Linked DNA regions of Homo sapiens: region 1 is linked to region 2. A link is an interaction called in ENCODE POLR2A ChIA-PET data of the cell type or tissue named here. Cell type or tissue: HCT116. All regions are shown on one strand. Links, peaks and the distances in the headings refer to the core of each region. The heading gives the core; the rest is flanking DNA. Region 1 has its middle 22 kb from the start of TIAM1. Region 2 overlaps LOC107985488 (a long non-coding RNA gene).

Region 1 (4,212 bases), core at 1-4,000, 220 kb after region 2:
TAATATCTTTAGTTTTATACTAAAGAGAGTCTAGACGCTTGTATTTTACCAGTTTTGCCATATTTCCCCCTGCTGCTACTCTATGTAGCTTATCATTATGAGCTGCTGTTTTACTGAGTTTTTCTCCCGTCCTTTTCTTCTTACAAATATAAGTATACTGGGGACGGTCAAATCTGAAGTCTTGTCAGCCTATGCCTGCCTTTTGGGATCTGTTCACGCATCTATTTGAAGCCTGTACGCTTTCTTGAAATGCTTTTTTCTGCCTTGTGATGTGAAAGTTTGGTCGCTATTTTTAGCTTTTTAGACTCCTGGCAGCAAATCCGAAGCCTACAGAATAATTTTGGATTGGGATATTTTGGATTTGAAGTCAACTGTGGCACTCTAATTAAAAATGTTATGCGTGTGGCTCAGCCAGCTCAAATGAATAATTTGTTGAGCTACAAACAGTAACAAATTGCAGAAATGATTCACCTGGAGTTTGAGAAAAGGTTATTAAGAAAGCGTAAAATAAATTATTATGGAATATTAAAGCCCTTTTAATATTATGGAATATTAAAGCCCTGAGGAGCCTTTTAAGAATGGGGCCTATGGAACAAAATAGGAAGTTGTTAATATGTCTTAAATAGTTTCCCTTAAAACCTTTGATGAAGTTAAAATAATTGGTAGACATCTTTTGTTAGGTTTGCCATCAAGTTGGTTAAAGTCTCTTTAATATCATATAAATAACTGAGTTTAAAATCAGAGAACATGTTTTAAAATGAATTCTTTGAAAGTGAAACTTGGTATGAAGTTTCCAGTTATACTGAGAGGCCTCTCATGAATATTCTAGAGTGGCTATTTTTGGGTTCAGCTCATTGATCCATTGAAACTGAGCATCAGATGTTGTTTTTTAGGTCTTCTTTTGTGGTCCATGAAGCAGTTTAGGGAAGATAAACACTCAGTAAAGTAATATTGATTACGTGATTCCAAGTTAGACGTCATTTGAAGTTAAAATATTATAATTTAGTGGCCCATGAGGATGTGGAAAATATAATACCAACACACAAGAACAAATAGGTAACGAATAGGAATGAGTCTGTCAAGGACTGTAATTGATAAAGGACAGAGTTACCCAAATGGCGAAGAAACGGAATGTTGCTGCTTTTGCTGATAAACAGGTCTCTTGGTTGTCTGCTCTTTGGTCTCAGATAGAATGCATGAGGCCTGTCAGAATTTCTGGATCCTCTTAAATGTGGCCTTTGGTAAGAAAAGAATAAAAACATTCTTGCCAAACTTATTAGGTAGGTAAGTTTGGGTTGAATACCAAGGTATTCAAGTTCAGTTGCTATGGAGACTTCTTCACAAAGAAAAAAAGAATCCAAATGCCATTTAAAATGGATAACTAGTGAATTTCAAAAATGTACAGAATGAGGTTATTTCGGCCTGTTGGTCTGGGTACTTCTAGTCCCATTCTGTTGACTGGGAAACTAAGTCTTGGTGCAAATCAAGCAAAGAGTTACTGACAGACCTACCTAGAGAAAGGCAATAGTGGCGTTCTTCCAGCTCTGTGTCCCCTTTGCTGTTCATAGGGCTTGCAACTGAAAGACTGCTGGGGCAGGTGGGGGTTGAGGATGAACCAGGTGAGTTGCTCTGTTTGTGCCCTTCTTCTCTTCTTCACTTCCTCCTTTCCTCTCTCCCTCCCTCCCTCCCTCCTTCCTTCTCTCCTTACTTCTTGCCTGCTTACCTGCCTGCCTGGCTTCCTGCCTGGGATTGCAATTATGTTTCTGGAGCTATTTTCTGGGACCCATCCAAATCTGAATACTCATGAGTCATTTCCTTACAGATTCTCCTGTGGTTCTTTGTATTCCCTTTGTATACAGATTTGACCCTGGCATACTTCTAGTCAAGATTTCCAGTAAAGTGTTAAAAAGAGGCTGGGCATGGTGACTCACGCCTATAATCCCAGCACTTTGGTAGGCTGAGGCGGGTGGATCACATGAGGTTAAGAGTTCAAGACCAGCCTGGCCAACATGGCGAAACCCCGTCTCCGTTAAAAATAGAAAAATTGGCCAGGCATGATGGCACATGCCTGTAATTCCCAGCTACTCGGGAGGTTGAGGCAGGAGAATCGCTTGAACCTGGGATGTGGAGGTTGCAGTGAGCCAAGATGGCACCACTGCACTCCAGCCTGGGTGACAGAGCAAGACTCTGTCTGAAAAAAGAAAGCCCCTGAGCATCCTCTTTTTAATAGTCTCTGCCTTCCTTGGAAACTTAAGTATTGCAAAGAAAGCCTGTAGGATATGGCTACATAGTGCTCACCATGAAGATGACATTGAGCTTTCTCCTGATGGATGGCCTGGAGGGAGAGATGGATGGGAAAGAAAAGGAACCAGGAGTGTGTTCATTGCCCATCAATTCCCAAACTGAGGAGCCAAAGGGTGACATGTTTTTCATTCTCTGCTAACGGATGGATATGTTTCTTTCCATTTGGGACATGCGTAAGTTAAGTAACATCTGTGTGGTCATGGCAAGAATAAGGTAACTGGTTTCCTGCCTTTTACAATGTGACAAACTAAGAGTTGCTTTTGGCAAAGGGTGAAATCCAGCTTCAAGGTTATGAGTACGGTTTACTTCCTATGACCTCTGTCAACCATCCCAAGGGCCAAGGGCATAGTATTCATGGCTGTGACATCAGATAGGGGATGCCTGGTATCAAGGTGGATTGCCTTTCAAGTCACACTTTTTTTTTTTTTTTTTTTTTTTTGAGACAGAGTCTTGCTCTGTCTCCAGGCTGGAGTGCAGTGGAGCTACCTCGGCTCACTGCAACCTCCACCTCCCGGGTTAAGTGATTCTCCTGCCTCAGCCTCCTGAGTAGCTGGGACTATAGGTGCAGCTAATTTTTGTATATTTTAGTACAGACGGGGTTTCACCATGTTGGCCAGGATGGTCTCAATCTCTTGACTTCGTGATCCACCTGCCTGAGCCTTCCAAAGTGCCGGGATTACAGGCATAAGCCTCCGTGCCCGGCCTTATGTCATACTTTGACAGTGAAATCTTGCAGTTGTTGGGGAATATGGTTTGATTCAGGGAATATCTCTCAAGCACCTGTTATGTTCCAGGTACTATGCCAAGTGCTGAAGATTTAGAAATATGTGACACAGGCTGGGCACAGTGGCTCACGCCTGTAATCCCGCACTTTGGGAGGCCGAGGCAGGTGGATCACGAGGTCAGGAGATCGAGACCATCCTGGCTAACATGGTGTGAAACCCCATCTCTACTAAAAAATACAAAAAATTAGCCAGGCGTGGTGGCGGGTGCCTGTAGTCCCAGCTACTTGGGAGGCTGAGGCAGGAGAATGGCGTGAACCCGGGAGGCAGAGCTTGCAGTGAGCCGAGATCATGCCCCTGCACTCCAGCCTGGGCGACAGAGCGAGACTCCCTCTCAAAAAAAAAAAAAAAAAAAGAAAGAAATAAGTGAGACACAGACCCTGCCAGCAGGTGCTTCCTATATCCCATTGGACAAGACGGAAACATCAGCACATCCATGGAGAATTATGCAATAAAGACAGAAGGAGAAGTATATACAGAGCACAGAATAGAAAATGTGCGTTGTGTTAGATCTCTTCCCAGGATCTGCTGGGGAGATCTTCTTTCCTGATCACTATCCTGAGTGACTGGCGTGTTTGGAGACTAGATCTGGGGTCGTTGAATTCTGGCCTGAGGGCCAAATTCCACTGATTCTTGTAAGATCCTTGAACTAAAAATGTCTTTTACATTTTTAAGCGGCTGGGGGGAAAAGAAGAATAATTGGTGTCATGTAAAAATCATGAAATTCAGATTTCAGCATTCATGAATAAAGTTTTATTGGAACAAAGTCATTTTCATTTACTTACTGTCTTTGGTTGCTTTTACATAACAAGGGCAGAGCTCAATAGAGAGTATATGGCTCGCAAAGATTGAAATATTTATCTGATTCTTTAAAGAAAAACTTTGCCCACTCTGGACTGTGCCATTACTCAACAATTATGGTGTGGTTGGCCTGTCCTCTGTCCTTCCTCCCCCATCAACACACACCCACTCAGCTGTAACTGCCACCATTCTTTACTCAGTCTGTCCATTCGTCCATCCATCCATCAATCAATCCATGCAGCCATCCATCCATCCACCCATCCATCCATCCGTCCATCCATGGTCCCTGGCCATCATGGTGTCAGCTGTTCCAAGATTTGTTAAT
Region 2 (4,528 bases), core at 217-4,216:
AATTTTTGCTTTTTTTTTTTTGAGATGGAGTCTTGCTCTCTCTCCCGGCTGGAGTGCAATGGCACTATCTCTACTCACTGCAACCTTAGCCTCTTGGGTTCCAGCGATCTCCTGCTTCAGCCTCCGGAGTAGCTAGGACTACAGGCATGCACCATCATGCCCAGCTAATTTTTTGTATTTCTAGTAGAGACGGAGTTTTACCATGTTGGCCAGGATGGTCTCGAACTCTTGACCTCGTGATCCACCCCCCCCCTCCCCCCCGCCCCCCACCCCTTGGCCTCCCAAAGTGCTGGGATTACAGGAATTTTTGCATTTTTAGTAGAGACAAGGTGTCACCATGTTGGTCAGGCTGGTCTCAAACTTCTGACCTCAAGTGATCTGTCTGCCTCGGCCTCCCAAAGTGCTGGGATTACAGGCATGAGCCACCGTGCCTGGCCCCAGTCTGTTTTTTAATAGCAGTTTAACCTGTATCCAAACTAGTACCCTCAGTTTTCTATATCTTTTCTAAGTATCTCTCTTTTTCTTCTGCCAAATGTGGCAGAGAAGATATAGAAAATTGAGGATACTAGTTTGGATGTGGGTTAAGCTGCCATTACTAATTCTTGCCAAATTCTCCAACTGAATTACAAAACTCATCTGAACACTATTTTCCATATGGCCAACTACACCTGCTTTATTATTGGTACCTAGTTTTTCTCGCCCCATCCTCCTGCTGTGGGGGGAGGGGGGGCAGAATGGTTGCTCCTCAGGCTGTCTGCACAATAACTACCCCCCAGGACTTCTTGAGTTGCAGCCTAGGTTTTCTGTATCCTGGGTCATCTTTCCCCACACGCAAGAGTTTTAATTGCTTTTTTGTTGCGCTGTAACTTACATAGAGTGCGCTAATATTAAATGTCTAGTTTGCTACGTTTACATATGTCCACACTTGTGTAACTGCTGACCAAATCAAATTTTAGGACATTGCCATCATCCTAGAAGCTCCCCCACTGCATGCTGTGCCTTTTCATCCAGCAATCACCTCCATCCCCAAGGCCAACCATCATTCTGACTTCTGTGTGTGTGTGTGTGTGTGTATGTGTGTGTGTCACGCTCTCGTTCTGCTGCCCAAGCTGGAATGCAGTGGTGTGATCAAGACTCACTGTGGCCTCAACCTCCTGGTGCAATCTTCCCACCTCTGCCTCTCAACTAGCTGGGATTACAGGCATGCACCACCACCCCTGGCCAATTTTTTATTTTTATTTTTGTAGAGATGTTGTAGAGATGTTTTATTTTTATTTTTATAGGGATGTCGCCCACGCTGATCTCAGACTCCTGGGCACTAGTGATGCTCCCACTTTGGACTCCTAAAATGTTGGCATTACAGTCATGAGCCACCATGCCCAGCCCATTCATATTTCTGTTACCATAAATCAGTTTTTGGTTTTTTTTTTTTGAGACTGAGTCTCGCTCTGTCGGCCAGGCTGGAGTGCAGTGTCACGATCTCGGCTCACTGCAACCTCTGCCTCGTGGGCTCAAGCAATTCTCCTGCCTCAGCCTCCCGAGTAGCTGGGATTACAAGGGTATGCCACCACGCCCGGCTAATTTTTGTATTTTTAGTAGAGATGGGGGTTTCACTATGTTGGGGGTTTCACTATGTTGAACTCCTGACCTCAGGTAATCCACCCGCCTCGGCCTCCCAAAGTGCTGAGATTACAGGCGTGAGCCACCATGCCTGGCCCATAAATCAGTTTTATAGGGCACTAGTCCCATTCATAAGGGCCCCACTCTTATGACTGTCAACCTAAATAAACAGAGGCTCTCCAAAAGAAAATGATGTTTACTTGGGAAAAGAGCATTACAATGGGCATATGCATGCCATAGTAAACTAGGTACGTATTCAGGGAGGTAAAAGAAAACAAAGGTTTTTAAAGGAAAAAGTGAAGAAGATTACATAATTGTTTTGAAATAATTATTCTTGGCTGCAAAGATCAGTAACAAAGGTGATGCCAGTACAAGGTTGGACGTAGTTGCTGAGTAGATGTCCTTGCAAAAGTTTTTTGTTTTTGTGTTTTTTGTAGAGACGGAGTCACCCTATGTTGCCCAGGCTGGTCTCAAACTCCTGGGCTCAAGCAATCCTTCCTGCCTTGGCCTCCCAAAATGCTGAGATTACAGGTGAGCCACCGTGCCCAGTCACAAAAGTATTCTTTTGTGTGAGGTTATCATGGCCATTGTGCTAGGTTGTGAGTTTTGCAGTCTTTGTGATAGTTTTGTTACTAGGCGTATAAGCAAGAGAATCCTCTCTTCATGGTCTTCCCCGGCTCTATGTGCCAGGGGTTTTGTTTGTTGGTTTGTTTGTTTAGTTTTTTTTTTAACATTAGTGAGTCCATTTTGATTCTGACTACTTCTCCCAAAAGGCCCCACCTTCTATTTTTTCTCTTTTATTTTATTTATTTATTTTTTGAGACGGAGTCTCGCTCTGTCGCCCAGGCTGGAGTGCTGTGGCCCCATCTTGGCTCACTGCAAGCTCCGCTTCCCAGGTTCCCACCATTCTCCTGCCTCAGCCTCCCAAGTAGTTGGGACTACAGGCACCCACCACCATGCCCGGCTAATTTTTTGTATTTTTAGTAGAGACGGGGTTTCACCATGTTAGCCAGGATGGTCTTGATCTCCTGACCTTGTGATCCGCCCTCCTAGACCTCCCAAAGTGCTGGGATTGCAGGCGTGAGTCACCACGCCTGGCCCCCACCTTCTATTAAATAATGCCATCACCATGGGGTTAGGATTTCAACATATGAATTTGGGAGGGAAACAAACATTCAGACCATAGCAGGATCCCCCTCTGTAGGAACTTCTTCAGCAACCAGAGCTTCTCTTGCTTGGTGAAGTAACCATCAGAACCTTCCCTTCACCATCAGAACCTAACCTTCCCTTCCCTCCCCTTCCCTCCTCTTCCCCTCCCCTTCCCCTCCCCTTCGCTTCCCCTTCCTTGTTGCTTTTCTTTTCTTTACTTTACTTTTTTTTTTTTTTTTGACAGGGTCTTCCTCTGTTGCCCATACTGGAGTGCAGTGGTGTGATCTTGGCTCACTGAGACCTCCCAGGGTGACGCAATGCTCCCACTTCAGCCTCCCAAGTAGCTGGGACCACAGGCATGCACCACCATATCTGGCTTTTTTTTTTTTTTTTTTTTTTTTTTTTGAGAGATGGGGTTTTGCCATACTGCCCAGGCTGGTCTTGAACTCTTGAGCTCAAGTGATCCTCCCACCTTGGCCTCCCAAAGTGCTGGGATTATAAGCGTGCACCACTGCACCCAGTCAGAACTTACCATTTTCAGACATTTTGTTGATACATCCTGTCTGCTGTTGCCTTGTCTCCCACGGTCTTTGATCATTATACTTTATGTCTACTACAGAGTTGTTAGGCTTGATTTTCCAACTTAAAAAGCAAAACCTCCCCAGGTGCTTAAACAACTCTTCAAAATCTAATAAATCAAACTTCCAATACTGAAATCTCTTAAAAGACCAATATTATTTATCAACATATTCCATTTCTCTATCTACGTATAGATATATATGTATATGTATATATGTGTTCAATCTGCCATGTTTATTTGGAAGTCCTTCTGATGTTACAGCCCTTCACACATTTGAACATGTCTTCCCCAGATTTGAAGATCTCACCTCCATCTCTTCCCCAGCTCAGCAAGCTCATTTTCTTCCATGGTCCTCATGGGACATTATCATCACAGCCTCACCACATTGTCACCTGCAGGATAGCTCTTCAGATGAACTCTTCAGAAAGTCTATTTCTCTCTTCTCTTCAGAAAGTCTATTTCTCTCTTTTTTTTTTTCTGAGACAGAGTCCCATGCTGGAGTGCAATGGCGCAATCTCAGCTCACTGCAACCTCCGCCTCCTGGGTTCAAGCAATTCTCCTGCCTCAGCCTCCTGAGTAGCTGGGATGACAGTCGCCTGCCACCACCCCCAGCTAATTTTTGTATTTTTAGTAGAGATGGGGTTTCACCATGTTGGCCAGGCTGGTCTTGAACTCCTGACCTCAGGTGATCCACCCACCTCGGCCTCCCAAAGTGCTGGGATTACAGGCGTGAGCCACCATGCCCGGCCTTGATTGCCTTTCTTTTAGCTCTTTTAAGATACCTTAATGTCCTGCCATCTGGCACTTCCATCCCATCAACTCTTTCACATTCCTGTGTGATTCTTTCTCAACCCCTTTTAATTTTAGCACCTGATTTTGGTGGCTGAGATTCTGCATTAAGGTTGCTGCTGTCTTCATTCACCTTTTCAGGCCCTGGCTGAATTTTGTATTCTTTTCATGGTCTCTCCATCCAGCAGGGCCACCGCTCACCTGACTGGAGTCTATCTGGCTTTCCTTCCTGACACTCAAGTCATGCTAATGACATAGATGTGGCCTGAGCAAAGGACGGGGGGATTTTTCTTCTCTTGCTTGGATCAGCTTTGTTCATCAAAGCCCACACTATGCTACGTTTGAGTTGAGTAGGGGCACTAAGTCATCCTATTGGCACAGATTGAGATT

What was found. Peaks named below come from ENCODE experiments on the same cell type or tissue, not always from the same donor. Only the 100,000 strongest peaks of a DNase experiment are listed, where the experiment ranks them.
Region 1: POLR2A ChIA-PET joins it to region 2 with 5 read pairs; 2 of 35 experiments call an interaction of 5 or more read pairs at or near these places.

The regions. Positions count from the first base shown.
Region 1 is chr21:31,364,617-31,368,828 of GRCh38, reverse strand. It overlaps a transcript of TIAM1 not described here. Among named protein-coding and RNA genes, the nearest start is that of TIAM1, 22 kb to the right of the region's middle. RefSeq lists an enhancer at 1,201-2,400. In HCT116, for the core only: no CTCF peak of the experiment used is centred there; a DNase peak (open chromatin) is centred at 1,828; H3K4me3 peaks cover 518 bases; H3K27ac peaks cover 2,910 bases.
Region 2 is chr21:31,586,577-31,591,104 of GRCh38, reverse strand. LOC107985488 (a long non-coding RNA gene) reads left to right here. Exons shown (of 3, transcript XR_001755005.1): 3 at 2,058-2,096. Among named protein-coding and RNA genes, the nearest start is that of TIAM1-AS1, 30 kb to the right of the region's middle. In HCT116, for the core only: no CTCF peak of the experiment used is centred there; no DNase peak of the experiment used is centred there.